Regions from separate parts of the Homo sapiens genome. Here region 2 is linked to region 1. The links are chromatin loops, found by intact Hi-C in ENCODE. Cell type or tissue: ovary. All regions are shown on one strand. Links, peaks and the distances in the headings refer to the core of each region. The heading gives the core; the rest is flanking DNA.

Region 1 (14,755 bases), core at 674-8,673:
CCTCCTTCCATCTCGGACCGTTGGAGGCAGGGCCTGCACCCCAGTGGGAGCAAAGGAGGCCACCGCTCAAAGACACCCCCCCACCCAAAAAAAAGGGGAGAAGAGAGAGACCTCGGTGATGGACAAACCGGTTGTTACTGTGTCTGTGGGCGAGCCTGGGGTGCGGGGCTGTGGTGGGGGTGGGGAGATGATTGGCAGCTCCCTGGGGGCATCCCCCACCCCCACTGTCCAGGCCTTTAACCCTTTGCTCCCCTCAGGCCTTCCCTAACGCTCCAAGCACCGCTGGAGCCTTTAATGGGTGAGGGAACTTGGGTAAGAGGAAGATCACCCCCTTCCTGTCCCCTTTCTAGGCCCCCTCAAGTGCAGGTGACCCTTAATTGGTGAGATCTTCAGCCTCAGCCGCCGACCTTTCCCTTTTGTCCAGTTTTGGAGTTCCCGTTTTTTCCTTGTTTGCTTTCCGAGTGTAAGGTCTGGCCGGTGAGAAAGATTTCCCCCAACCTTGATTAATCAGCCCCCTCCCCCAACTTACTTCCCTTAGGACGGGTAGGGCTGAGGGACCTCCTCTCCTGGAAAGTGCTTACTTTGCCTGGGGAAGGGGCTAGACACTGTCCCAGGGAAAGTAATAGAAGGTGGAAGAAATCAATAAAATCAGACCAAACAAGTCGCCTTTCGAGGGCCTCCACCGATTTATGGATGAGAGGGGGTGGAGGTGGAAGGCAGGCCCAAGTCCATTCTTTGGACACCCAAACTCAGCCCCCTTAAAGAGTGGAAACAAAACAAGCTGCACTTTGCAGAGGTGGTAAATGAAAGGACTCTTGGCCTAACTTCAAGAGTCCCCTGGGGTTTGAAGGGGCAAAGTTTGAGTCTGGATGGAACCTGGGCTGAGGTACCTTAAGCTTCCCCCCGCAACACCCCAGCCTCAGGGATTGCGGGAGTTGTCAGAGATCTGATGGATCCGAAAGGGGCAGGGCCAGGGGATTAGGTTTGGGGTCAGAGGTTCTGTTTTCCAGGGGAGGGGTGAGATAGGCCTGGATCATGCCCTCTGCCATGCCCTCCAGCTAGGAGGATCTTGAGTCAGAGAGGATTGGAAGTGCTTTCTCCTCCACCCAGGTGAGGTCAGGGGAGCTTAGGTCTTAGGGAGATGGCAAGTTGAGGTATGAAGGGAAGCTGGGGCTTTTGGAGCTGCCGAACAACTGAGGGACCCAGTGCGCCTTCCATCCCGCACTAGTGAATAGCGCCCCCTCTTCCCCCGAAAACGAGGTGCGAGAGGAACAATTCCCACGCTGGGGAAGGACTTGTCTCCTTTTCTGTGAAAATGCTTTGTAAAAAGTTGTTATTGTTTGCATAGAGCAGATTCTTGAGAAAAACTGTTTTGGACCATAAAAGTTTTGTTTGTTTTAAAAACTGTCTCCTTTCATTTTTCTTTCCTTGGGGGTGAGGGTGGGGGTGGGGTGGGTGGGCACTTCTCTCTTTTTCCTTAACATCTGGCCTCTGTGAACCCTGCTGACCTCCCCTCCCCCTCCAGCTGTGTTGTGGGAGGAGGAGGAAGAAGGGGTGGGGGAGTGCCTTCCACCCTGTGCTTCGGGAGTCTCCATCTTATTTTGCCCCCCAAGAATGGAGAACGGGAGGAAGAAGACACAAGGGGTGGGGAGAGAATCGCTGTGAAGAGGGGGGCTGTCAGAAGTCTGGAAAGGCAGACTCCCTGATTTTCAAAGACCCCTTGGTTTTAGTAACGCGCTCCGGGTCAGCGTCTGCCCCACCCGCCTGCCTGGAGCCGGGCACGGGATGATGGTGTGAGCTCTGGGTGAAGGAGGAAGGGCTGGTGGGCATGAAATACTCTTCTTGGACTTTCCTCCTCTTCGGGGCAGGAGGAGATGCTGTTAATTTAGGTTCTTTCCTCCCTGCATCACCTGCCCCCACCCTCACTCCCCCACCCCCGCCCTGCAAGTGAAAGGGTTACAACTCAACCTGGAAGGGGGCGGGGTGGCGAGTTAAAAAACACACCTTTTGGCCAAATAAGATTTAATTCTAGTTATTTTACAGAATAGGGAACTACGTTAGTTTCCAGGGCTGCCATGACAAATCATAACAAACTTGGTGGCTTAAAAGACAGATATTTAAGCGGCCGGGTAAGGTGGCTCACGCCTGTAATCCCAGCATTTTGGGAGGCCGAGGCGGGTGGATCACAAGGTCAGGAGATCGAGACCATCCTGGCCAACATGGTGAAACCCTGTCTCTACTAAAAATACAAAAACTAGCTGGACTTGGTGGCGCATGCCTGTAATACCAGCTAGTCTGGAGGCTGAGGCAGGAGAATCGCTTGAACCCGGGAGTCGGAGGTTGCAGTGAGCCGAGATCATACCACACTGCACTCCAGCCTGGCGACAGAGTGAGACTCCATCTCAAACAACAACAACAAACCCCGATATTTCTTCTCTTCCATTTACTGGGACCAGAGGTCCAAACCTAAGGCATTGCAGGGCCGAACTCCCTCCGAAGGCTCTCGGGAAGGGCCCCCTCCGTGCCTCTTCCAGCTTCTGTGGCCCCAGGTGTTCCTTGACTTGGGGCTGCAGAGTTCCCATTCTCCCATGGTATGGCCCTCCCCTCTCCTGTCTGTCACAAGGACACTTGTCATTGGCTTTAGGGCCCACCAGACAATCCAGGATGATCTCGTCTTGACATCTTTAATTAAGTTACATTTACAAAGACCCTTTTTCCAAATGAAGTCATATTCACAGGCTCTGGGGGAGTGGGGGCTGGGGATTAGGACCTGGACACATCTTTTTGGGTTCCATCATTCAGCCCACCCCAGAAACTGAGTCCCAGAAAAGAAAGAAACTTGCCCAGACTTCTGGGGGAAGCAAACAGGTACTGAGTATTTGGGGTTGGAATAGGGAAAAGCGTGCTTCCAAGCGAGGGCCACAAGTTTCTCCGAACAGGAGCCGCCTGGGGAAAGGGGAAAGGGACCCCTGGCTTTCCCTAGGCTCTGAGCTCCCGGGAATCTGGGACTCCCTCTCCCACGCCAATACGCTGGAGCCCGAGAGGGTCTGAGGAAGTCTGCTCTCCCTCCCAGGTGTCTTCAGCCCCTGCTTCTACCCCTCCCTTCCTCCAGTCCCATGTCCTCTAGGGCTGGTGGCCACCACGTTGGTTTGTCAGGGATGTGGTGGTCATAGTCTTATTTCTGTCTGGGTCTCTAAGCTCTTACAGCATCACCTGTTTTCCTTCTGTCTCAAAGGGTCTCAGAGGGTCTCCTCTCCATGTGCCTCTGGGTCTCTACCCTCCTCTTCAGGGTCTGGCAGGACCCCCAGAGTAACCCCTCGCTCACCTTCCCCTATCCCAGCCCTGCTTACCGTCTCCTCCCTCCTCCCGGGAGCATCAGCCGCCTCCAGCTCCTCTGCCTCTCACCTCTTAGACCTCTGCAGCCTGACTTCTGTCCCTGAAACCGCTTTTGCCAAGGTCAGCCAGGAGAGCCCCCAACCTCAAATTCAACAGTTGCCTCCCTGCCACCACTCCTGGACTTCTGCATAGCCTGTGACACTGCTGGACACTCACAAGGGTCTCTGTCCCCAAAGGTCCCGCCTCTGTCTTCTTCCATCTCCTCCTTCTCTTGCCCCCCTCCCCCAGAAGCTTTAAAAAGACAAAGTCCGATGAAGTCCGGTGGCGCCTGCCCTCCACCCTATCTGCCCGCAGGATTCTGTTTTCCTCCCCTAGGTCATCAGCTTGCACCTATATGGGTAAATGACTCCCACTTGACTGTCCCTGCCTCCTCTCCCTCCAGCACCCCTCCTGAGCCTTGGTCCCGCATCTCCACAGGGACAATGGCAACTCATTTGCCCCTGTCAAAGACCAAGCTCCTGGTCCCTGCCCACAGCTCCCTGCCCACAGCAGTCCCCCTGGTCAAGTCCACATTCTGGTTACAGCTCTGCTTTTCTCCCCATTACTTCCCCTGGACTCAGCACCTTGAATTCTCAGCTGGGTCCTCCCATTTGACCCACAGCTATCTATTTCCAAGCCTCCCCCTGCTTCTCCCCTCCCAAGGATCTCACAATTCTGTCTCTAATCTCCACTCCATCATGGTGCAGTGTCCCCTACCTCTAGGCTGGACTATGACAGTAGCCACCTAACTATTAATAGTTTCTGGGTGTCTGGTTTTTCTCTGATGCCCTCAGATCAGTTTACCTTCTTACTGAGTGGGTCCCCTGATAGTATTAAATGCAGCCTCCTTGGCCTGTCATTTGGAGCCCTCTGTGATTTGGCCTTAACCCCCAGCTCCCTCAACCAACTTGGTTCCCATTACTTCGCTTTATACCAGTGAAGGTATACCTGGTCTACTAGGCTGGAATGCACTTCCTTCCCCAGCGCCCCCAGCATGCCCCTCCCTGCTTTCTTTACCTTCATTCTCCAATGCAAAATGTCATCTCTCCCATGAAGTATTTTTTGATTCCCCCAGTTAGATGTGCTTCATGCCACCTCTAGACCCTCTTCACTCTTCTGTGTCTGGTAGGAAGGGACTGTGGAGTGTGGAGGGCGAGTGCGGCTTTGGGGCCAGACACTCCCGCTCCCCTCTGTCTATGGAGAACCTGGGTCAGGGGACTCGAGGCAGAACCTTCCTGACCTAAGCTTTCATTTTATTGCCTTGGCCTTAACTGAGAGTCATTGACATGTAACAACCATTTCAAAAAAAAATCGCCCCTGCAATTGTAAAAACTTCCTGAGAAGGCTGGCAAGGTAGCTTGTGTCTGTAATCCCAGCACTTTGGGAGGCCAAGGCGGGGAGAATCACTTGAGCCCAGGAGTTTGAGCCAGCCTGGACAACATAGGGAGAACTTGATGCTACCAAAAACAAACAAACAAACAAAAACAAAAAACAAGCTGGGTGTGGTGGCGTGCACCTGTAGTCCCAACTACTCTGGAGGCTGAAGTGGGACGATTGCTCAGCCACTTCAGGGAGATCAAGGCTGCAGTGAGCTGTGATCACTCCACTGCACTCCAGCCTGGGTGACAAAACGAGACCCTGTCTCAAAAACAAAAACAAAAAACACTTCCTGAGAAGACACTGTCCAGTGTGCCAAGTCCCCCTATGCTGTGTTCACATTTTCTCTAAGATAAAAAGTTAGGGTATTGATGACAAAGTTATAATTATTTGTGATTTTTCTTGTGTCCTTCTACAGTGATCTTGTATCTCTTGCTTCATTTTTTAAGGTCCTGGATCAGTGCCTTGCACACAGCAGGCACCTAATGAATACTTGCCCAATGCATTTCACCCCACCTCCGTTCCTCCTGACCCCTCCACCCTTGTCTAAAGCATTTTTAAAAAGCCTCATTTAAATGACTGCACAGCAGCTTGGCGAGTGACCCTTGGCCAGAATGCAGTTCCAGAGCTTGTCCACTAGATGCTGCTGTCTGCTAGCACCAGAAAGAGGATGGCGAGCCAGAGAAGGGTGGCTGGGGAAGGGATTCATTCTCCCAGGCCATGGAGTGAGAGCCCTGAGGGGGATCGATGTGCAAGACGTGGTCTCTGCACACAAGGAACTTAAGCAGGTGTCAGGTGTTTTACAGGCATTATTTTGCTTTCATAGCAATAGATAAGTACTATTTGTTTAGCAGATGAGGAAATGGGACTCAGAGAGGTTAATTAACTTGCCTGAGGTCACACAGCCAGTGGAGGAGCAAAGTAGCTCTGGTCTGTCTGACTAGGTTTCCTCCTGAGTGGTTATCATAGCAAGCACTGTAATGGCATTTCCTTGGAACCAGGCCTTGTTATATTATGCTTAGTTGCTCATGTAATCCTCAGGACACAACATGAGGTAGGTACTATTATTTATTTATTTATTTATTTATTTATTTATTTATTTATTTATTTATTTTTGAGACAGAGTCTCACTCTGTTGCCCAAGCTGGAATGCCGTGGCGCAATCTTGGCTCACTGCAACCTCCACCTTCTGGGTTCAAGTGATTCTCATGCCTCAACCTCCCTAGTAGCTGGGACTACAGGCGTGGGCCACCATGCCTGGCTAATTTTTGTATTTTTTAGTAGAGACGGGGTTTCACTATGTTGGCCAGGCTGGTCTCGAACTCCTGACCTCAAATGATCTGCCCACCTTGGCCTCCCAATGTGCTGGGATTACGGGTGTGAGCCACCGCGCCCAACCGTGGTACTATTAGCTCCATTTTGCAGATGAGAAAACTGGGGTTCACAGAGGTTAAGCCCATACAGCTACGGAATTGTGTCCTTTGAGTTTGTGCTCTAAATGACCACACTGCTGCCATGTTTCACCACCCAGCAGCAACCTGTTATGGGGTGGGAGTAGCCCCCACCAATATGTAGAGGTCCCAGAGCTCTGTTCCAGAGACACAAAGACACAGAGCCTGCCCCCAAGGTCCCTAGAGTGGCATGGGGAAAGCAGGACATGCAGTCCCCTCCTTAGGGTGTGGACTCTCCACAGATGTGCTGAGCGACTCAAGCTGAGTGTTGAGTGTTTTACCCTCTCTGGGGCTCAGTGTCATCACCTAAAATCAGGGGACTCTGTAACAGAAAGTGCCTCTCAGACGCAGACTTGCCATCCATGGTGATTTTTTTTTTTTTTTTTTGAAACAGGCTCTGACTCTGTCACCCAGGCTGAGTACAGTGGTGCGATCTTGGCTCATCGCAGCCTTGATCTCCCAGGCTCAAGAGATCTTCCCATATCACCCTCTCGAGTAGCTGTGACCACAGGCACGTGCCACCATGCACAGCTAATTCTGTTTATTTTTAATTTTTTTTTTGAGACGGAGTCTTGCTCTGTTGCCCAGGCTGGAGTGCAGTGGTGCAATCTTGGCTCACTGCAACCTCTGCCTCCTGAGTTCAAGCAATTCTCCTGCCTCAGCCTCCTGAGTAGCTGGGATTACAGGTGCCTGCCACCATGCCTGGCTAATTTTTGTATTTTTAGTAGAGGCGGGGTTTAACCCTGTTGGCCAGGCTGGTCTCGAACTCCTGACCTTGTGATCCACCCGCCTCAGCCTCCCAAAGGGCTGGGATTACAGGTGTGAGCCACCGTGCCTGGCCAATTTTTTTTTTTTTTGAGATGGAATCTCGCTCTGTCACCCAGGCTGGAGTGCACAATCTTGGCTCACTGCAACCTCCACCTCCCAGGCTTAAGCGATTCTCCTGCCTCAGCCTCCTGAGAAGCTGGGACTATAGGCGTGCACCACCATGCCTGGCTAATTTTTTTTTTTTCTATTTTTTTAGTAGAGACAGGGTTTTGCCATGTTGGCCAGACTGGTCTAGAACTCCTGACCTCAAGTGATCCGCCCACCTTGGCCTCCCAAAGTGCTGGGATTACAGGCGTGAGCTCTGTTTATTTTTTGTAGAGATGGGGGTCTCATTATGCTACTCAGGCTGATCTTGAACTTCTGATCTCAAGGGATCCTCCTGACTCAGCCTCCCAAAGTGCTGAGATTACAGGCATGAGCCACTCTACCCGGCTTCCACGATGATTTATTACAAAATCATGGCACTTAAACAAACAGAGGGAAGTTACCTACTCTAAAATGCACCAGAATTTCAGCTTGATGATCATTACACATGTACATTACCTGTGTGATCGCCACCCAGACCTAGATAAGCAACACTTCCAGCCTTTGGGAGGCTGTGTGAGGCCTGCTCCCAGTTGATCTCCTGACCCGGAGATGACCACCATGCCGGCCTCTGTCACCGAAGATCCGTTCGGCTTGTTTTTGACCCTCATAAGAATGGAAGGTACGTTTTTGGGTCTGGCTTCTTTTGTTCAACATTATGCATGGGATTCATTCATGCTGTTGCATGAAGCTGTAGTTAACTCATTTTATCACCGTGTAGTATTTGATTGAATGAATATTCTGCAATGTATATGTTTTCCTGTTGATGGATGTTTGGGCTGTTTCCAGATTTTAGTTTTATGTATAAAGCTACGTGTTACAGTTTTTATTGTTGTTGTTTGTTTGTTTGAGACAGAGTCTCGCTCTGTTGCCCAGGCTGGAGTGCAGTGGAGTGATCTCAGCTCATTGCAACCTCTGCCTCCCAGGTTCAAGCAATTCTCCTGCCTCAGCCTCCCGAGTAGCTGGAATTACAGGTGTGAGCCATCACGCCTGGCTAATTTTTGTATTTTTAGTAGAGACGGGGTTCTGCCATGTTGACCAGGCTGGTCTCGAACTCCTGACCTCCAGTGATCCACCCGCTTTGGCCTCTCAAAGTGCTGGGATTACAGGCGTGAGCTTCTGTGCCCAGCCTTTGTGTCACAGTTTTAAAGGAGAAGAGAAAGGAGCTAACATTTCTCAAGCGTTAAGCGTTAACTGTCTCCAACAATGGGCTAAGGACTGGAGATGAGAAATAACTAAAACCTCATATTGCTCTCCGACAGCTCACCACCTAGCAGGGGAGAGAGGTAAGTGAGCAATCAGGACAAGACAGGCATAGAGGTGGAGACTGGTGAGGTTGAGGGAACAGTGGAGCATGTGGGAAGAGCATCAGGGCATCAGAGGGGGCTTCTCAGAGAAGGAGCTCTCTGAATTGAGTCTTCAAGGATATAGGAATCCCTGAAGTGAAGGCCGGGAGGCACTGGGGCAGAGCACACACAAAAGTGCCAAGATTTGAGTGGCTGGAGCACAGGGTACATGTGACAAGAGATGAAGTAGACCGAGGTCAGATCACAAAAGGTCTTATATGTTAGGGTAAGGAGTTGATTCTGAAGACAAGAGGGAGCCCCTGAAGGGTGACCCAATCAGACTGTGAGAGAAGAGGGCTCAGGAACAGGCAGGGTGAATACTCACATTTCATGATTCATGGGAGGCTGGTGTGGAGTCCCTGGGGGTAGAGGCAGGGGGGCAGGGGTGGAGGCTGTGAGAACCCATTCGGGGGCGGGGTCGGCGGGGAGAAGGAGAGGACAGTCTCGGTGAGGGGGTCCTTACAAGGTAGACTCACCAGCTTTGGTGACAGATTGAATGTGGGGTGAGGCAGAGGAGGAGTGTGGCTTGAGTCCCAGATTTGGCCCTGTTGCCTGCGTGGGTTTGTGGCTGAGAGAGGCCTGAGCTGGAGGTAGGGAGGCTTTAGGGCATCAGACAGGATTGGACGGGAATGGCCAAGGCATGCATGTGGGGTGAGAAAAGGGCCAAGAACAGAGCCCTGGGGCACATTTACAAAGGGGAGCCAAGTGCCGTGGCAGCTCACGCCTGTAATCCCAGCACTTTGGGAGGGCAAGGAGTACGGATCACTTGAGCCCAGGAGTTTGAGACCAGCCTGGTCAACATAGTCAGATTTTGTCTCTACTAAAAATTAAAAAAAAAAAAAAAATTAGCTGGGCATGGTGGTTCGTGCCTGTAGTCCCAGCTTTGTGGGAGGTTGAGGTGGATCACTTGAGCCCAGGAGGTCGAGGAAGCAGTGAGCCATGATCATGCCACTGCACTCCAGCCTGTGGTGGGCAAAAGAGGGAGGCTTTGTCTCAAAAAAAAAAAACAACAAAAAAAGGCGGGGGCTGGGGAGGAATGGCCAGGGAGAGAGTGGGGAGAGAGAGGGTGGAGAGGAGGGAGAGAGGGGGAGGCTCTGGGGGCTCTGGTGACCACTGCTCATTGTCCACCCAAATCTGAGCTCCCTGTGCCAACTGGGTAGGCACATTTCCCAGCCCCTTTGCGGTCAGGTATGACTATGTGATTTAATTCCCACCACTGGGCTGCGAAGGGGAAGGGGTGTGTGCCTCTCCCAGCCTGGGCTTTAAGACCCTGGGCCTGCCCGCCCCACACTCCCTTGCCCTTCCTGCTGGCTGGAACCCGGCATGGCAGTCACTCAGCTTCGGTCCTGAGTCACTGGCAGGGCCCTAGGGGGCAGCACAGCAGCACATGGAAGGAGCCTGGTCCCCGAATGGCTGTGAGAGCTCCCGGCTGACCTGGAGTGTTCACCTGCAACACAGGAAAGAAGCAAATTTTACATTCTTCAAGCCATCATCTTTTTTTGGATCTCTTTGTTCTAGGAGTTTAGCCTAACCAGTACAACTTAGACTAAGCTAAACAGTTTAGCATAGCCCAAATAATACAGAGAATTAACCTAATGAAAAAATAATTAGCCAAATTAATACAATGGAAAATTAAAACATAATAAAATAAAATATTGGCCTAACGAACACAACTTACCCTAACTCATCCAATAATCAAAGGAGGAGAGTATCAAGAAAGGAGGAAAACAGGGTGGAATGTCACACAAAGATGGGATAGAGCCGGGCATGGTGGATCATGCCTGTAATCCCAGCACTTTGGGAGGCCAAGGCGGGTGGAGCACTTGAGGTCAGGAGTTTGAGACCAGCCTGGGCAACATGGTGAAACCCCGTCTCTACTAAAAATACAAAAATTAGCTGGTGTGGTGGCGCAAGCCATAGTCCCAGCTACTTAAGAGGCCAAGGTGGGAGGATCACTTGAGCCTGGGGAGGTGGAGGTTGAAGTGAGCAGTGATTGCACCACTGCACTCCAGCCTGGGTGGCAGAGTGAGATCCTGTCTTAAAAAAAAAAACAAGATCAGATACAGGATGAGGAAGGTCCACTGGCCTTGGCAAGCAGGATGGCACCAGTGACTCTAGTGAGATCTTCCTGGGGAGTAGGGATGAAACGGGAGGGAAAGAAGCAGATCCAGCCCATGCATCTCTTTTGAGGAACTTGGATGAGGAAGGGCAGAGATGAGGAAGGCTCTAGAACGAACCCAGGATCCAGCACGATTACAGTGCGTTAGGAGAGAGGGAGGGGTTGGGGACACCGGAAAGAAGAGAGGAAGGCCTCTGTGGAGGGCAGGTGCTGGGCTCCAGAGCTCAGGTGGACAGGGATGGACAAGCGTGTTCCCAAACGGGCTCAGACTCCTGCTCCTATGCACATGCACACACACACGCACGTGCACGCACACATGAACACACATGCACACACACCTGACACAAGAGCCTGGAGACAGGCTGGGCACGGTGGCTCACACCTGTAATCCCAGCACTTTGGGAGGCCGAGGCGAGTGGATCACTTGAGGTCAGGAGTTTGAGACCAGCCTGGCCAACATGGTGAAACCCCATCTCTACTAAAAATAAAAAAAAATTAGCTGGGCACGGTGGCAGGTGCCTGTAGTCCCAGCTACTTGGGAGGCTGAGGCAGGAGAATCGCTTGAACCCAGGAGACAGAGGTTGCAGTGAGCTGAGATTGTGCCATTGCCCTCTAGCCTAGATACAGGGCGAGACTCCGTCTCAAAAAACAAAAAACAAAAATAAGAAGAAGAGGGGCTGAGTGTAGTGGCTCACACCTATAATCCCAGCATTCTGGGAGGCCAAGGAGGGAGGATTGCTTGAGGCCAGGAGTTTGAGACCAGCCTGGGCAATATAGTGAGTCCCCCTATCTACAAAAAATAAGCAATTAGCCGGGTGTGGTGACGCATACCTGTAGTCTCAGATGCTTGGGAGTCTGAGGTGAGAGGATTGCTTGAGCCTGGGAGGTCAGGGCTTCAGTGAGCTGTGATTGCCCCACCACACTCCACCCAGAGAGACAGAGCGAAACCCTGTCTCCAAAAATAAAAGTAAATAAATAAATATATTAAAAAATTAGCCAGGCACAGTGGCATGTGCCTATTGTCCCAGCTACTCAGGAGGCTGAGACAAGAGGATCACTTTAGCCCAGGAGTTTGAGGCCGTAGTGAGCTATGATCGCACCACTGCACCGCAGCCTGGGTGACAGAGTGAGAACTTATCTCAAAAAAAAAGAAAAACAAACAAACAAAAAAACACTTTGGGAGGCCGAAGCGGGTGGATCATGAGGTCAGGAGTTCAAGACCAGTCTGGCCAACGTAGTGAAACCCCATCTCTACTAAAAATACAAAAATTAGCCAGGGGTGGTGGTGGGCACCTGTAATCCCAGCTACTTGGGAGGCTGAGGGAGAATCACTTGAATCCGGGAGGCAGAGGTTACAATGAGCCAAGATCGCGCCACTGCACTCCAGCCTGGGCGGCAGAGAGACTCCATCTCAAAAAAAAAAAAAAAAGGCCGGGTGCAGTGGCTCAAGCCTGTAATTCCATCACTTTGAGAGGCCGAGGTGGGTGGATCACCTGAGGTCAGGAGTTTGAGAACAGCCTGGCCAACATGGCAAAACCCCGCCTCTATTAAAAATACAAAAAGTAGCCAGGCGTGGTGATGCACTCCTATAGTCCCAGCTACTCGGAAGGCTGAGGCAGGAGAATCGCTTAACCCAGGAGGCGGAGGTTGCAGTGAGCTGAGATCACTCCACTGCAATCCAGCCTGGGCGACAGTCTCAAAACAAACAAAAAAACCAGAAGGGAAGTAGGGAAGTGAAGTGTCCTCCACCCTTGGTCCCTCCCACAGAGAGACTTGTCCTGGGGAAATAAGCACTGCAGTTCCAAAAGACAGGAGCTTATGGAGAGAAGAGGGGAGACTGGGGATCCATTCCCAGGGTTGCGGTGATCCTTGATCCCATGGCCCTGGTAGTGTGGCAGCAGGACTGCCTTTGCTGTTTTTGTGCCCCAGAGAGTGGGGACCTGGGAGCAGGAGCTGGATAGAGAGTAGGGAACCCCTGTGGGGAATCACGCCTATGGCTTATGAGGTCCATGTGTGTCTGTGTGGCCCTGTGAACAGGGAGCTCTGTCTGTGTGTCTGCTGGAGGGGGTCCTTGGGTTTGTTCGTGAGTCAGGAAGGAGTCTCTGGATATGCATGTGTGTGCACCGGCCTCGAGTGTGCGATCTCCTGCATTCGTCTATCCCACGTGCATGCGTGTGCATCTCTTGGCTCTGCACAGCTCTGTGTCTAGGAGTGTGTAACATGTGTCCCCCCTGCCTTGAAACAGAAACTAGGTCAGCCTGGAGATGTGTGGGCAGGAGTGGAGTTAGGGTTGGATTCTTCAGCAGTACCAGGCTGGATGGGGAGCGTCATCCAGCTCCCCATTCAAATTGGCCAGGTGCAGTGGCTCACTCCTGTAATTCTAGCACTTTGGGAGGCAGAGGTGGGAGGATTGCTTGAGGCCAGGAGTTCGAGACCAGCCTGGGAAACATAGGGAGACTCTGTAAACAATTTTTTTTTTTTTTTGAGATGGAGTCTCGCTCTGTCACCCAGGCTGGAGTGCAGTGGCGGGATCTCGGCTCACTGCAAGCTCCGCCTCCCGGGTTCACGCCATTCTCCTGCCTCAGCCTCCCCAGCAGCTGGGACTACAGGCGCCCGCCACCACACCCGGCTAATTTTTTGTATTTTTAGTAGAGACAGGGTTTCATCGTGTTAGCCAGGATGGTCTCGATTTCCTGACCTTGTGATCTGCCCGCCTCGGCCTCCCAAAGTGCTGGGATTACAGGCGTAAGCCACCGCGCCTGGCCCAAAAAATTTTTAAAAATTGGCTAGGTGTGGTGGCTTGTGCTTGTAGTCCCAGCTCAGCTACTCAGGAGGCTGAACGGGGAGGATTGCTTGAGCCCAAGAGATCAAGGCTGCAGTGAGCTATGATTGTGCTGATGCACTTTGGTCTGGGTGAGACAGCAAGACCTTGTCTCAAAAAATAAATTCATAGTAATGCCCCTCCCTCCATCCCTTCCTCCTCTACATTAACCTTGGCATAAAGAGAAGCTGCAGGTAGCCTCTGAGGGGCTTCTCCCCTTGGTAGGGACAAGGACTGAGAGGCATCTGACCAGAAGCGGGAGGGAGGGCTGGGTTTAGTTAAGACGAAGGTGTGGGCACCTATTTCTAGATCTTGCCAGGGATGTGGGAAGGGGCAGCCTGCATTGTTTTCTGCATTCCTCTGGGCAAGGACACAATAGGGCCAGGGCACTCTGCCTAGGGACCTGGCTGCATCAAAAGGACCTCCAGTGCCAGGAGGGAGAACCCTTCCTCCTCTGGACCCTGAGTGCTCCATTCAGGGAGACATCGGTTTGTCTGTTCCCCCAGCGCTGAATGCTCCTTGATCTGAGGTCCGTAAGTCCCAGACCCATAACCCACCGCATCGCCTGTGTATAATGGGAGCGGGGAGTGTAAATGCCAGGATCCACATGGGCAGTGGGCCAGCCCCCGTGCCAAGCCTCTTTGGGGGAGGAAGTGCTCTCCCCACCCCAGCCTCGCGCCCACCCTGCCTCCAGCTTCCCACTTCCTCCTCCATCTGAGCCTTGCAGCAGCAGCACCTCCTCTCTGGGGCCCAGCCAAGTAGCACTCAGCCCACGGCAGGCAGGCTCACAGCAGCCACAGAGCAGCCTTGCTCCCCGGCACCTGCTCCTCTCCTCTCCCAGCCTCCTCCGGACCCTCCCTTCCTGTCTTCTGCAACCTGGAGTTTGCACGGAGAGCCCCCTGTCATGTCTGGGGCTCTGTGTTGGGTGCCTGGTTGGTCCAGTTGGTCCAAGTCCTGATGAGCTCTATGTCACCCTGAGCAAATGTGGCCATCACCTCTGTTAGTCCTTTCTGAGTTCCAAGTCAGTCCAGACCCCTGTGGCCACTGTGGGTTCCATGTCACTCTGGACCAAAACGGGCACCACTTCAGTCTAATCCCTGTGGGCTCTGTGATTTCCTGAAGCAACATGGGCGCCCTATCATTCAGTCCCACCCCACCAGGCTCCATGTCACTCCAGGCCCTGTGAGCCCTGTCTCAGTGTGGGCTGCTACAGGCTCCCTGACACCCTGGGCTGGGTTCTGTGTTGGTTTGGGCCAAGTTAGGTGTCCTATAGTTCTAATTCCATGACAGGCTGGACACTGTGGACAGACACCATCTTGATCAGCACCGTGGACCTCCCCTTAGGCCAGACGCC
Region 2 (14,755 bases), core at 3,955-11,954, 61 kb after region 1:
CTGGGTGACAGAGCAAGACTCTGTCTCAAAAAAAAAAGAGAGAGACAGGGTTTTGCCACGTTGCCCAGGCTGATCTGGAACTCCTGGGCTCAAGCATCTGCCTGCCTCGGCCTCCCAAAGTGCTGGGATTACAGGCATGAGCCACCACGCCCTGCCAGTATTTTTTTACAGTGTTTTTTTTTTCGTTTTGTTTTTGTTTTTTGAGACGGAGTCTCGCTCTGTTGCCAGGCTGGAGTGCAGTGGCGCAATCTCGGCTCAATGCTTAATGCAACCTCTGCCTCTCAGGTTCAAGCGATTCCCCTGCCTCAACCTCCTAAGTAGCTGGGACTACAGGTACGCGCCACCACGCCCAACTAATTTTTGTATTTTTAATGGAGATGGGGTTTCACCATGTTGGCCAGGATGGTCTGGATCTCTTGATTTCATGATCTGCCTACCTCAGCCTCCCAAAGTGTTGGGATTACAGGTGTGAGCCACCGCACCCAGCCTTTTTTTACAGTTCTTAACATGTCAAGATGTCACTAATTTTTGGTCCCAGTCATATACCAGCAGTTATTGCTGAGAGGGTCGGATCTCCCAGGTGATGAGGTGAAGTCAGGAGTGGGGCAGGGAGTGGGATGGAGTCCTTGCTGAGGGGAGCTCAGAGGGGCCAGCACAGAAGATGGGTGGACACAAAGGAGCAACCACAGGAGAGGCCAGGGGAGTGGGGTACAAATCAGGATAGCAATGCCCAGAATCCATGCAGCGAGGTGCTGGACATCCCAGAGCGGGAGAGGCCAGGAGGCACCGGCAGAGAGGACCACAGCTCTGCCTTGGCTAGGAAGAGACAGACGGCCACAAAGAAAGCTACATGGGTGTTAGGAAAGCCCAGGGGAGTGCAAAGTTCAGCTAGAATATGTTTGTGTGTTTGCTTATGTGTGTAAGGAAGGAAGGGGGTGGAATTTGGAAAGGCTTTACTGAGGAAATGGAATTTGAGCTGGGCTTTGAGGCCAGAATCAGGTGTCAACAGGTGCAGAGGAAGGAAAGGACAACCCCATGGGGGAGGGGAACAGTATAGGCAAAGACATGGAGTGTGAAGGGAAGATTGTGTGTGTGTGTGTGTGGGTGTGTGTGTGTTGTGGGAGGTAGCCAGAAATAAGGCTGGAAAGATTAGAGGATGGGGTCGTGGAGGGCCTGGAATGCCAGCCTGAATTTATTGAGTAGGTCAGCAGTGAAAGGGTCCTTAGGGTAGTGTTTCTCAAACTCTGTAATGAAGGACTACCCCCGCCTTTTAAAAAAATTTCCAATTGATTGCATACCCATATTTTTGTAAAATACAGTAAAAGTGGTCATGTGCCTAGATGTACAGGCAATCGCTATAAAGGTTTCTCAGTGCTTACTCTCCATTTCTGTATTCTTGTGAACCAGTGGCTGGCACTGGTCTATGGACCACACTTTGAGTAGCTCTGCCTTAGAGGTCCTTGGATGGGCTGCAGAGGTCAAAGAGGCCCACTCATTTCTTGTACATGGGCACATTTATTTATTTACAGAGAATGCAAAATTCTTGTTAGGACCTCAAAGGGTTCAGGTTCCTATAATCCCTTGGTGTGAGAATGGGGAGCCATGGAAGATCTTTGAGCAGAAGGGGCTATAGGAAGCTTTGGAGCAGGGAGGAGCAGTGAACAGCCTGATTCACCCTGGAACTCCTCCCCACTCTGCTGCACCCTGAGCAGGCAGCCCAGGGCCTGGCATGTGGGGAGAGTGCTGTGGGGAATGTGAGATTCCAGAGAGCAGGAGGTTCACTTAAGGGGTGATGAAAACAATCTGTGGTAGGCCTGTACTCCCAGCACTTTGGGAGGTCGAAGTGGGCAGATCACTTGAGGTCAGGAGTTCAAGACCAGCCTGGCCAACGTGGTGAAACCCCATCTCTACTAAAAATACAAAAATTAGCCGGGCGTGGTGGCACGTGCCTGTAATCCCAGTTACTCAGGAGGCTGAGGCAGGAGAATCACTTGAACTCGGGAGGCAGAGGTTGCAGTGAGCCAAGATCGCATCACTGCACTTACTAAAAAAAAAAAAAAAATTGTGGTAAAGAAAACTAGAGGGCTTTGAAGGCTATGTTCGGAGCAAAGGATCAGAGAGGGGTGGACCTGCCACTGGGGCAGATGGCACGATGTTAGCTGAAGATGCGAAGCACAGATCAACTGTCTGCCACCTGCTTGGGAGGCAGGAACCTGAAAGGGAGGCCCCCATGGAGTGAGGGCTAGGCAGAGGAAGAGGCTTCGGGGAGCAGCCTGGGGCCAGAAAACATCTCAAGGTCCTACGAGCATCCTCTGAGAGTCCTCAGAGCAGTGCCCAGTGTTCCAGCACACCGGGAAAGGCTGTGACTCATGTGGGCACAAGCTCTTTTGTTCCAAAGAAGATAAGCTGAACTTTTCAGATGGTTCTACTCATTGAATTCCCTGGCAGACTCCTACTTTCATTATTACTTTGTTTTCTGAGGCGAGATTTGCATAGTATATTAATAAAACTAACCATTATAAAGTGAACAACTCAGTGGCATTTAGTGCTTTCATAATACTGTGCAACCATCAACTCTATATAGTTCCAGCACGTTTTCATCATCCCAAATGGAAACCTCATACCCATTAACAGTTGCTCCCTGTTCTCCCGTCTCTCCAGGCAAATCTCTGTGGATTTACCTATTCTGAATATTTCATATAAATGGAATCACACAATATATGACTTTTAATGACTGGCTTCTTTCACTTAACATGATATTTTGGTGGGGACTGGGGATTTTTTTGTAAAGATAGGGGCTTGCTACATTGCCCAGGCTGGCCTCGAACGCCTGGCCTCAAGGAATTATCCTGCCTTGGCCTCTCATAGCACTGGGATTACAGGCCTGAGCCACGGTGCCCAGCCAGCATGATGTTTTTGAGGTTCATCCATGTTGAAGCATGTATTAGTACTTCATTCCTTTTTATGGATGAATAGTATTCCATTGTATGGATATACCACAATTTGTGTATCCATTCATCCACTGAAGGACATTTGGGCTGTTGGATCATAGGGTCATTCTATGTTTAAAGAACTGCCAAACTGCTTTCCATAGCTGCTGAACCATTTCACATTCCCATCAGCAATGCACGAGAGTTCTTCCTACTTTCATCATTAACTAGGGGATTGCTATAACCTTGGAAGGCAAGGAGATGGTTACTAGGTGCTAGCAGGGGTAAAACGGATCAGGATAGTACCGGCTCCATGCCCTGCACCTTCTACCACAGTCTTCTAAGGCTGGTTGGCAGGCCTGGGAAGGCAGCTAGCTGGAGGTGGAAGGAGTCTTCCATTTTTTTCCCCAAGACATGTGAATCAGATGGTGAAATCTAGAGCCTTAAAGTCAAGCTGGGTGTGGCCCTGCAGGAGTTGGGCTTGTGGTCTACCTGGGCCTCAGTGGCTCATAATATGTCCTGTTAAGGACAGATACAGACTGTACCTTCCTTCTCCTCCTCCCTGCCCTGGCCTCATCTTTCTTGTCTTTTCCCTTTCCCTGTCAAAGGCCTTCTTTCACTCTTTCCATCTCTCCATACATCCCTCCCTCTCTTCTTCTCTCTTTCCTCCCCTCCCTCCCTCCTGCTTCCCCTCTTCTTCCCTTTTCTTCTGTTTTTCTCCACCTCTCATCTTCTCTTCATCCCAATTCTGTTTGCCCCCTCCCCTCACCCTCCATCTCTTCACTCCAGCTCCAGTCTCCTGTCTCCCTCCTCCCCCAACTAGAGCACTAAGGTTGCAGTTCACTCACCCACCCACCCGGGCAATTCTTTTTTGTTTGTTTGTTTTTTGAGAAAAAGTCTTGCTCTGTCACCCAGGCTGGAGTGCAGTGGTGTGATCTCGGCTCACTGTAACCTCCGCCTCCTGAGTTCAAGTGATTCTCGTGCCTCAGCCTCCCGAGTAGCTAGGCTTACAGGCGCGTGCCACCACGCCCGGCTAATATTTGTATTTTTAGTAGAGATGGCGTTTCTCCATGTTGACCAGGCTGGTCTCAACTCCTGACCTCAGGTGATCCACCTGCCTTGGCCTCCCAAAGTGCTGGGATTACAGCGTGAGCCACCTCGCCTAGCATGAGCCACCTCGCCCGGCCCCACCCCGACAATTCCTTTTTTTTTTTTTTTTTGAGATGGAGTTTCACTTTTGTTGCCCAAGCTGGAGTGCAATGGCGCGATCTCAGCTCACTGCAACCTCTGCCTCCCAGGTTCAAGTGATTCTCCTGCCTCAGCCTCCCAAGTAGTTGGGATTACAGGCACCTGACACCATGCCCAACTAATTTTTTGTATTTTTAGTAGAAACAGGGTTTCACCATATTAGCCGGTCTGGTCTCGAACTTCTGACCTCAGGTGATCCGCCTGCCTGGGCTTCCCAAAGTGCTGGGATTACAGGGGTGAGCACCGCATCCGGCCCCATCCCGACAATTCTTATGCCTAAGGGACCAAGTGGGAAGGGAGGAGGTGGGGAGCTGCAGGCATGCTTATGGACTGTAGCCACAAGCCCCTCTCCCCACTTAGGCCCTGGGAGGTCACCCAGAGTGAGGTGGGTGCTAGGAACCCTCTCCCTTGCGGTTATTCTCCCCTCCTACAGAGAAAGGAGATCCACTGGCATCAGCAGCACCGAGCATGGACCTGGCACACAGCAGGGGATCAGGGATCCAGTTCCGGTCTCCAGTTTGGGCAACAAAAGTGAAACTCCATCTCAAAAAAAAAAAAAGAATTGTCAGGGTGGGGCCGGGCACGGTGGCTCACGCCTATAATCCCAGCACTTTGGGATGCTGAGGCGGGTGGATCACCTGAGGTCAGGAGTTCGAGACCAGCCTGGCCAACATGGTGAAACCCGGTCTCTACTAAAAATACAAAAATTAGCTGGGCATTGTGGTGGGTGCCTATAATCCCAGCTACTCGGGAGACTGAGGCAGGAGAATCGCTTCAGCCCGGGAGGCAGAGGTTGCAGTGAGCCGAGATCGAGCCACTGAACTCCAGCCTGGGTGACAGAGTGAGATTCTATCTCAAAAAAAAAGAGAAAAGAAAAGAAAAAAGAAATGCGAATTCTCAGGCCCCTCCTCAAATCTGTTGAATCTGAGACCTTGAGGGGAGGGGAGCAATCGCTGGTTTAACATGCCCTCCAGGCAACTGGGCTTTTCCAATTACTTTCAGAGCCACTGCCCTACCACAGGGGGAGCCCTGGCTTAATGAGGGGGGCAAGGTGCCTGACTCAAGGAGCTCCCAGTCTGATGGGACAGATGGAACCCTTGCCATCTGACAGGGAAGACAGCCTTGTGCTCAGGAAATTCCCACTGGGAGGGGAACACCTCGGCTTTTCACTCCAAGCCCCTACGCTGGTCCCTCCCTGCCAGAAGCAACGGGATAAGGTTCTCTGGAGGAGGCTGGCTACGGCTCCGACCCCAGAGAACCTGCCTCCACTTTCTGTCTCCATTCTTCAGAAAGCGGGTTTGATGTGCTAATGAGGGCATCAGTTAGGGAGCATCATTAGCATTCATTACAATAACAAGCAGGGAAGCGGGGAGGGTCTTTAGAAATTTACTGCCACTCACTCCTCTCCTATGGAGTGGGAGGAGGAGCAGGAGGGTGAGGAATGTGAGAAGGGAGGCTTAGGGGCTCTGGGAGACCAGGCTGTGTTCAGAAAGCCCCAGAAGCAGGCCTGGGGCAGCGGGAAGCACCCTCCTCCTCCTTGGCTCCTCCCCCACCCCTCTTGTGCCCCAGGTGCTAGGTCACTGCCCCTGGTTACTTGACCCAGAATAGGACCAGGTCCCCAGGCCCTCACTGTCTGCAGGCCACCCTTAGTGGAATGTGGATGGTTCCTTGGGGTCTCATGAAATGCCTGGCCAGACAACAGCCCCATGGACCGGGGGCTTTCTCAAGGATACTGGGCTGGGGGTGCTCCAAAGCAGCAGAGTGACCAGTTTGGGGTGTCCCAGCCATTATTTCCACGTCACCTTTTCCCTGTGCCTTCTCCTAGAGGCCCAGATGCCCTTCTCTGCCCACCCCAAGGCCCATCTCCCTTTGCCTGCCCAGATGTTTGTCCAGATGCAACCCCTGTTCCTATTGCATCTTGGGGAAGGAGAGGCAGGGCTGAGAATTCTCTCCTCTAGGGTGCACCCCCATAACCTCTCTCTCGCAAGCTCCCAGGAACAGGTGAGGGCTGGGTGGGATGTTTGGGGAGGCAAGGTGAGTGGTTAGGATCTGCTGTTCCAAGCCCCAAACATGCCAGCTGCCCCCTCCCCACCAAATACACTGCCAGAGGCACAGGAGAGGAGGACCAGAGGGAAGTTACCTGTTGAGGAATGAGAGCGGGGGCGGGGCGGCACCTGAGGCATCTCAGGTGGAGGCAGCTGGCAAATTGGTTGTGCCTGGGCACCATGCCAGCTTACAGGAGCAATTCTCATCTCTCAGCTGAAGTAATACCTGTGTTGCTTTTGCCCTGATCAGTGGAGATGGTGTCCCCAGCCTTCTCTCTCCACCAGGAACCCCTCCTTTTGAGACCTGGTGGGAGGAGGGAAAGGCACGTATTTTTCTTGGGGTCAATGAGGGGCGATGATGCCAGGCCATCTGTCCTCTGGCTCCACTTTCAGCCTTGGGACCTTGGGTTCTATTCAGGGAGCTGTATCCCTTCTCACCCCTCCAGGAGACCCATGGAGTCAGCTGGGCAGGGTGGGTGTGGACAAAGCATCTTTGGGGAAGAGAGGGCAGAAGGGTCTCAAATGAGCTGATAGCTATGAAGATGATCAGAAATGCTAAGGATTCATCATTAAAAGGTGAGCTATACAAATTAAAAATATTACATAAATCTGATTTAAGCTCCTCACTATGGAGGTGGCCTTCATGATGAGCGAGCTCACCTTAGGGCGGGTAAAAATGGATGCTTCGTTCTGCTGACACCTTTGGAACTGTTCCAATCCCTGGGGGCTGCATCACAGAACCTTTCCCACCCCACCCCAAGCCACTGGGGTTGGGCAGGCAAATCTCCACATGATGGCACAAGCATCTTTTCAATTGTCAACTAGAGGTAATGCCTCAGGTCACTCTCTCCACAATAGGACCAGATCCCTGTCTCCTTCCTGATTATGGCATGGCTATACATCTTAACTCTCAGCCACATTCCTGATCTCAGTTCTCTTCTAACGACTATATGGTTATGAGACTTTGTGTCCCAGGGGTTGTCCCTGCTGTGGCGACCCACAGGGTTATGAGATGATGGTGATAGAAGAAAGGCAGGGAGCTTTGACATAAGGCAGATGTGGGTTTGAATTTCAACTTTGCTGCTCTTACATTGGGCAATTGGCTATATCTCTCTGATAGGGGGTTGAAAATGCTCACTTCCATCAGGCTGTCGAAAGGGTAAAATTAGAGATTATGGTAGAGCACCTGCTAATTTTCTTCCCCTTAGGCACAAAGTGGGGGAGGGAAGAAATCTTGTCCCTTGGGGGGAATCTGAGTTGGGGGCAGGTGAAGGGCAGGAGTCCTGTGCAGTCAGTGGGTGAGGAATCTGAACGGAGGAGCGACCTGTGCCAGAGCTCTGGGCTCCCAGCCGCTTGGGAGGTGGTGTCCGTGTGCTGAGGGGAAGCTACCCTTGCCTCCCCTGAGCCTCCCCCACACAGAGCCTGCTGCCTCCCATGCCCATCCTGGGCAGGCAGCCAGGCAGGGCACTGGATGGATGCCCACTGTGCGCTCAGAGGCCAAAAGATGGGCACCATCCAGTTGGCAGAGGGAGAGGCAGTTGGCCCAGGAGGGAAGAAGTCAGGGTGCCTGCCGCTGGGGTCGTGTGCCCAGACTGTGTGTCCAGGACACAGCTCTTGGCTGTCCTCCTGATCTGTCCCACTGGAGCTGGGAAGGGCCTCTCCTCTGGTCCTGGCCCTGGCATCTGAGTTACTGCAATTGGTTATTTATCTCTAAGGGGAATCTGGGACCTTGTCCCTAGCTGGGCATGTGGTTGGCTCAGGGGCAGGCCTGGGGGTGGATAGGAAATTGGGAGAGCCCAGATTAAGGTTGCAACTGGGTAGACCAGGAAGTGGGGAAACCGGTTTGTCATTTGGGCCACTTGGGGTGGGGTCTCCTCTCCTGGGCTCTCTGCCTGCCTGCCACTCTGCCTGATGGCCCACAGTGAATAGAAGTACTGTGTCCACTCTCTTGCTCACCTAAACTGCTTTTGGAAACTCCAGAAGTAAATAAAAGGGACAGGGGACTCAGCCCACCTTCTCCTCCGCAAGAAAGCTTGAGAGAGAAGGGACTGGCCAGAGCATCGGAGCGAGGGAGGGAGGGGGCCGCTGGAATCACGAGGTGTCGGCGCGGGCCTGGGTCTGGGTCTGGGTCCGGGTCAGCGCTGGAGAAGTCTGCGGAGCCAACAGGTAGGCCAACGAAGGTGGGACGCGGAGGGGCGGGGGACGGCAGGGTGGAGCCGAGCTAGTGCTCTGCGGGCTGAAGTAGAGGCGGCAGTGACGCCGCCAAGCGAGGCGTGAGCAGGGACCGTCGCTGGAGCGTCCTACGGTGGGGTCTCACTGGCCGGAGGGGCGCGGACCTGCCTGCAGTTCCCGCGCACGCCTGCAGGAGGGGCTGCAACCCGGAGCGGGGGCGAGGCGGCGGCCCAGCAGGGGGCGCCGGGGAGCCCAGACCCTCCGACCGAGCCGCGTCTAGGCGCGCTGGGGTGAGGGGTCGCGAGGCAGAAGCAGAGGAGGATCCGGGCGCTCCCAGCATGGGGCGGCTGTTGGTTTCCGCGGTCACCTTGGCTGAAGGGAGCCCCCAGTCTCGCCGCCCCGCCTCCCCACCCAGCCCCGAGAGCCTTTCCATCCCTAGGCGCGCCCGGGCTTGGAGACCCAGGAGTCCTCCACCCTCCAAGTGTCCCCGCTTCCCCGGGTGCCTCCTCCGAGCCGGTCCTCGGTCAATGTATTTGTCTCTATCGTGGCGCGAAGACTACTTGGGGTGGGACGAAGCAGGTGGCGCGGGAAGGAGAGAGTGAGCGCGCCCCGCGCCCGGCCCCGGCCGCGCGCTGCGGGATCACGCGGTGAAGCTGGAGGGCGCGAGAAGGCGCAGTGCCCCCTCCCCTCCCCCGCCCCCGCCGCCCCGGGCGGCCCTTTGTAAGTTCCGGCCACACGCGCGCGCCCGCGCCGCGCGCGCGCCCGCCCGCAGTGACACACCCGCGCCGGCCCGCGCGCGCGCAGACACACACTCAAACACACACACACTCGCTCTCGCACACTCGGTGACACGCCCGCGCGCGCGCTCACCCACACGCCCGGCCGCCGGCGCCCTCCCAGCTGGTCCACCCCGGCGGGGCCCGCGCCCCCGGCCCGCCCGCCTGGCACCGCGCCCCGGGGCTGGGGCCGAGCGAGGAGCCCGCGAGGCGGCGAGAGGGCGAGCGCCAGGCAGGCCGGCCCGGGGCCCCCGCCCCCCGCGCCCCCGCCCGATGGGGAACGCTCCGTCCCAAGGCATGTCCCTGTCTCTCTCCTCCCTAATGTGCCTCCATGCTTAAGTGGAAGGTATTTCTGTTTTCTTTGTGTGTTTTCCCCCTCGGCCGGGGGCGGGGGCGGCGGCCGGGCCGGGGAGGCGGTGGCCGGCGGGGCGAGGGATGCTGGGGCGCAGGTGTGTGGGGGCAGGGGACCGCTGTGCGCCGGGCTTGGGAGAAGGACCCGGGCGAGAGGAGTGCTGGGACCAGAGAAGGGGGCAGGGTGGCGAGGCAGGAGACTGGGTGGGGAGGGCCTCACTACGCCCCGGGGTGGGGGCCAGAGGGGTTCAACTGTAAAGGGGCTTGTGTGGAAGGGGGAGGGGTGAGGAGAAGAAGGGGGATGGATGGTGAGGAGGGTGGGGGGAGAAGGGCGTCCCTCCGAGGTGGGGGAAGTGGAGGATGCAGGGGAGGGGAAGGGGATGGAGAAGTGAGGGGTGCATCAAAGGCCTCCCTCCCCCAGCTCCCAGAATGGGGTGCACGGGCTAGGATGGTGGTGGTGGGCCCTTTGCGCCAGCCTCCAGGGAGGGAAGGGGATGAGTGCGTTCTGGGGTTGGCCGCGTTGCCAGGATACAAGCCTGTATTCCACACACCCCCCCTCCCCGCACCTCGAGGCCCTAGCCCTGGAGACCTCTGAGCCTCAGCAGCAGTTGCAGAAACTGGGGACCAGCTCCCCGCTCTACCAGCGGGTAGGGAGGGCCACGAGAGGGAGGGGTTTAGGGAGGGGCTATTTGATCTTAACCCCTCCCCCTGCAGAGGCCAGGGGGCAGGGGAGGGCGCCCCCAGCTGGGGAGGGCATCTAGGGTGAGTGAGAAGATAGGGAAGGCAGGCGGCTGAGGGGTGGAGGGTGGGGCTGGGAAGGGGACGCACCGTGGCCCCCCCTCCCCTCCCACGCACCCCCCTGCTACGTCAGAAGCTCCCGGGCCAGCTCCGAGTCCTGTCGGTGGGGGCAGCAGGATGCTGGTGGAAGCAGAGGGGACAGGCCGGGTGCCTCCGCAGCTCAGCTGTCAGGGCCCGGCGGGGCGTGTGCGGCTGCTGGTGCTCGTCCCCCAGCCCCACGCGTCCCCATGCAGCCCTGGCAGTGCCTCCGGCGCTTTGCCCTGGCCTGGTGGGAGAGGACGGCGGAGGGCAGAGCCCGCTCTCCCAGGGAGGAGGCTGGACCGAGGGACCCTGGGGGCCGAGGGGAGCCAGGTGAGCAGGCGCGGGGAAGTATGCAAGGAGGGGGATCTTCCCAGCCCCCCTCCTCAAATGTTGTGGGACAAGGAGGTCCTGCAGCACCCCAACTTTAAGGAAAGTGGGCTCCCCGAGCTGGGGGTGGGGGTTTCTGGCAGCAGCCTTTCAAAAGGAGATGGAGGAGCTGCTGTCTGTTTTGGGGAAGGGAGAAACAGGTGAGGCTTGGGAGTGAGGGAAGCTGACCAGACTTCCAGGTTTGTGGGCCTGAATGTTCCTTTGGGTGGGGTTTGAGCACTTTTGGGGGGTCGTCAGGATACCTTCTTCCCGACTCTTGGTATCTTGGTCTGGGTGACCTTGAGCCAACTGCTTTGCTGTCTAATTCCTTGCCTCAGTTTCTCTTATTCCCATCCCTTTCCCTCTTGTTGATCTTTAAAAATTGATGATGCATTTGATGGAGATTGTGAGGCTGTCGCCACTGGTGGCAGCTGTGATGGTGGTGGTTTCTGGTGTGGTTGTATGTGGGGAGCAGCTATGGTGCATTTGAGGGGTTTTGCTGGTTCTGGTTGGTGATGGGCCACTCCATACAGGTGTCAGGGACATGGGAAGGAACATTCACACAGGAAGGAGTGCTCCAGGCAAGCTGAGAGTTGCTGGGGACAGAGACTTAGCTGGTGGCCTGGGGTAGAAGCAAGGGATGGGGTGAGGGCTCTGGGCATAAGGGGAGGGTTTCCAAGAATAAGATGCACCCCCCCTCCACCCCGCTGTCCCCACCCAGACTGCCTGGCACCCAGGCACCACTGGCAGCAAGTGCAAAGGCTTTGCCCTGGCTTCCTGCCACCCTGCCTTGGGGACAAGAGGGTCTTTGTCCAGTCCCCCCACAACAATTCCTGCTTCTTCTGCCCTTTCCACGATGGCTGGTTCTCTGTGATGACCCTCAAGGCTGGGATGGAGGCACAAATCCCCCTTCTGGCTCCCACTGTCTGTGCCCTGGAGCTCTATCTGGAAGAGGCAACTGTGGTCCTCGGGGAGTGCTGAGTGGAGAGGGATGCTCCACTAGGGGAAGGGTCGCTCGAATGAACCCCTCAAAGAGCTACCCCCACCCCAGGCTTTCCCCTGCCCCTCTACTTGCCTCCTTGCCTAATGCGGAGGGTCTGGGGTCTTCGTGGCCTCATCCCTGCTGGGTTCCAGGCGTCTTAAAGATGTGCAGGATACTGGGTTGGGCACTGGGATGCAGGGCCTCTCTGATGCACTCTCGCGCTCTCTCTCTCTCTTTCTCTCTCTCTCCCCCTCTCCCCCCTCCCTTCCCTGTCTCTCTCCCTCTTCCCTCTCTCTCGCCAGGGACCCACCCTGGAAAAAGGGTTTAATTAGAACCATTGATTCCTTCTTTGGCTGTGGGCATCGACAGTGTGGTCAGAGCTAGAGGGTGGGGGTGGCATGGCTGCCATCTGCCTATGCCAACCTTGGAATTCTCTGCCAAAACCCCAGCCCTGGAAGTGCTTAGGAGGGAGGCGGCTGGGCTCTTTGAAGTACCCAGTTTGTTGAGCCCCCACCCCCACCCCAGGTTAGGTTTTGGGGAAAGAAGGGAGACAGTGTTGAGGATTTGAACTGAGGGAGCTGAGTTTGGGGCTCAAGGAAGAACAGTTCATGGCGTCTGTCATCCTGGGTAGCAGGCCTGGGGCACATGAAGAGGCAGCTGTGGTGGGGGGTGCTCTTGCAAAGGGGCCTGTGGGTGCTGGGCAGGCAGGGAGTTCAGGGGAAGGATCCAGGGCTTGCCATAAAAGCTGCTCTTTCGAGGAATCTCAAGCATTTATCTCCTCCAAGCCCTGGCAAGGAAATCTGTTTTCTTTCTTCATTTATGTCCTTGAGGCCCAGAGAGGGACACAGACTGCCTCAGAGGCCCAGCAGACTTAGGTCTAGCTTTAAGCCTGGTTTCCTGACCTAGGGACCCCTGCTTGGGCACAAGCTGCTGAGGGTGAGTCTCCTGGTAGCTGAGGCTCTGGACTCTAGGATTTGTGGGGGGTGGGGGACAGGTTGTGCCCCCCAAGTCCTGGCTGCCTGCTGTGGGTGGGCTGGTGCAGGTGCAGGCTTCAATGAGGCACTCAGATGCTCTTTGAAGAATCCCTCACTGGCTTCCTAGGGCCCATTCGAGCAAAGATAATAAAAATCTGGCCGTCAGCGGGTTTGAGGGCTGTACTCGCTTCCCCTTCTTTCATTCCAAGCTCTGAGTAGCGGAGATGAAGGCTTCGGATTTGGCTGGGAAGCAGTGCCTGCCCCGAGGGAGGAAGGGAGGGAGGCAGTGAAGGAGGGAGGACTGAGTTCCTGGCAGCCAGGGGAGTTTCTGGGGGAGGTGGGCAGAGGGGCAGGGGCATGGTCCCCAACTCCTGCCAAGCAGCCTAGAACCTCGGGGTCAGGGTTCCTCTACCCGATACCTGGGCTCCAGAGCACTCCCCTGGATGCCCTCAGTCTTCGCCCCTCCCCCATCTCTCCTCTGTGCCTTTCCGTCTTCCCATTCCTCCCCTCCCGCTCCCTGTTCGTCAATTTCTCCTGCGCTGCCCTTCCTGCTGTCTCTCTCTCTAACCCTGTCCTCGTCTCTTCTTCTGCCTCCCCCTTCCTCCCTCTGACCACCCCTCCCATTGTCTGCCTCCCCTTCCTTTCCCCAGCTCTGGCCCTGCTTTCGAGGACTGTCTGGAAGGTTGAGAAGCCAAGCTGGGGGCGGGGAAGTGGCCTCAGAAGGGATGGGCCTGGGTTAACTATTATGGTCTGTCAGGTGCCATAATTGTCAGAGTCCAGGAAGGGCTGCAGAGCACTTAGCGATGTGTGTGTGTGTGTGTGTGCGCGCGAGCGTGTGTGTGTGTGTGCGTGTGTGTGTATGTGTTGAGGGCGCCATCCCCCTCCCCACACCACAGCAGGCACCTTGCCCTGACATTGGGCTCTTCCTCCCCTGCCTCAAACACCCCAGGTTCCCTGCTCTTCTGCCCTGCCCCTCATATTTCTCTTTGCCTACCTCCAGCCTCCCGCCCCTCCAACCGCGCGGCCCCCCAGGTGCTATGCTGCCCTTGCACTGCCCCTCACACCCACCAGACCATCTCCAGGTGCAGAGGCGGTAAGGGAGGCATCCAAGAAGCCTCTCAGCTCCATCTCCCACCCATGTCTCTGATGGGCCTGCCTGGAGCCCCATCCACGCCCTGGGGCCCCTTTGCAATGTTATAAACCCCCCAGCAGAAAGACAAGACCCTGGTGGAAAAAGCACTGCACTAAGTCAAGAGAGCTCATTCTTATCCTTCCTCAGTGCCCAGATGTCTGCGTGACCTTGAGCAAGTCCCATCCCAGCGCGGGCCTCTTTCCTCACCTGTGAAATGAGGGGGCGTGGGCTGGCTGATCTCCAAGGTTTCTTGTGACATTCCAGCGGTGTTGTGTCTCTCTTCTGGGTGATTTGCATATGCTTTGCATATATTAATGGTGCCTGCTTGAAGGGGGAGGGTGCCGCCCACACCCGGCCCAGAGTCCCACCCACCATTCCAACTCCCCTTGCCCATTGGCCCATGCTTTTGCTGCTCCGATTTCCCAGAGGGGTGAAAGCTGGGCTTGAGCATTCCCTGGGGAGGTGAGTCTGGCCCCTGTGTTCCAGCCATGCTGGGGGCAGGGTTGGGGGGATGGCTGTAGTCGAGGGGACCCCTGCCCTCAGCACTTCTGCTCCAAAAGGTCAAAACAGAGAAGCCAAGTGGTGGGTGAATTCACCAAAGTTGCCTGTGGCTAGCTAGGATGGGGTGTGCAGAACCCCACGGAGGCCTGATACTGCAGCCGGCAGAGGGGCTTGAGGCTGTGCACCCTCCAGGGCCTGCTAGCCCTCTGCCGGGAGCTTAGCCAGGTGTCAGAGCTCCTCCTCCGGCTTCACCTCCCAGGCTCAACCCATGGCAAGTCCTGCCCTTGTGCCCCTGCCTGCTTTTGCCCATTCCCCTGGGCTCTGGGGATGTGTGTGCTGAAACCTGGGCCTCAGAGATGGTCAGTGAGAAGGACTAGGTCATTCATTGCCTCTCTGGGCCCTCTTAGCTACCACACAGAAGATGGGGCCCAGGCCCCCTGCAGGGGTCATGGACATTAT

The links. Hi-C counts contacts between places; a loop is a spot of excess contacts. Peaks named below come from ENCODE experiments on the same cell type or tissue, not always from the same donor. Only the 100,000 strongest peaks of a DNase experiment are listed, where the experiment ranks them.
Region 2: it touches region 1 in a loop (6-fold over the local background); 25 of 110 quality-filtered maps call a loop at or near these places.

Annotation. Positions count from the first base shown.
Region 1 is chr17:38,658,352-38,673,106 of GRCh38, reverse strand. It overlaps EPOP (elongin BC and polycomb repressive complex 2 associated protein), which reads left to right. Exons shown (of 1, transcript NM_001130677.2): 1 at 1-1,404. Among named protein-coding and RNA genes, the nearest start is that of EPOP, 9.2 kb to the left of the region's middle. RefSeq lists a silencer at 1,017-1,311 and enhancers at 5,257-5,551, 13,902-14,401. In ovary, for the core only: a CTCF peak has its summit at 5,384 (motif pointing right); a DNase peak (open chromatin) is centred at 5,388.
Region 2 is chr17:38,600,395-38,615,149 of GRCh38, reverse strand. It overlaps SRCIN1 (SRC kinase signaling inhibitor 1), which reads left to right and starts at 9,198. Exons shown (of 19, transcript NM_025248.3): 1 at 9,198-9,466. The coding sequence starts at 9,445. RefSeq lists enhancers at 5,322-5,992, 7,136-7,736, 7,737-8,338 and a silencer at 14,640-14,755. In ovary, for the core only: a CTCF peak has its summit at 8,616 (motif pointing right); a DNase peak (open chromatin) is centred at 9,173; H3K4me3 peaks cover 1,045 bases; H3K27me3 peaks cover 323 bases.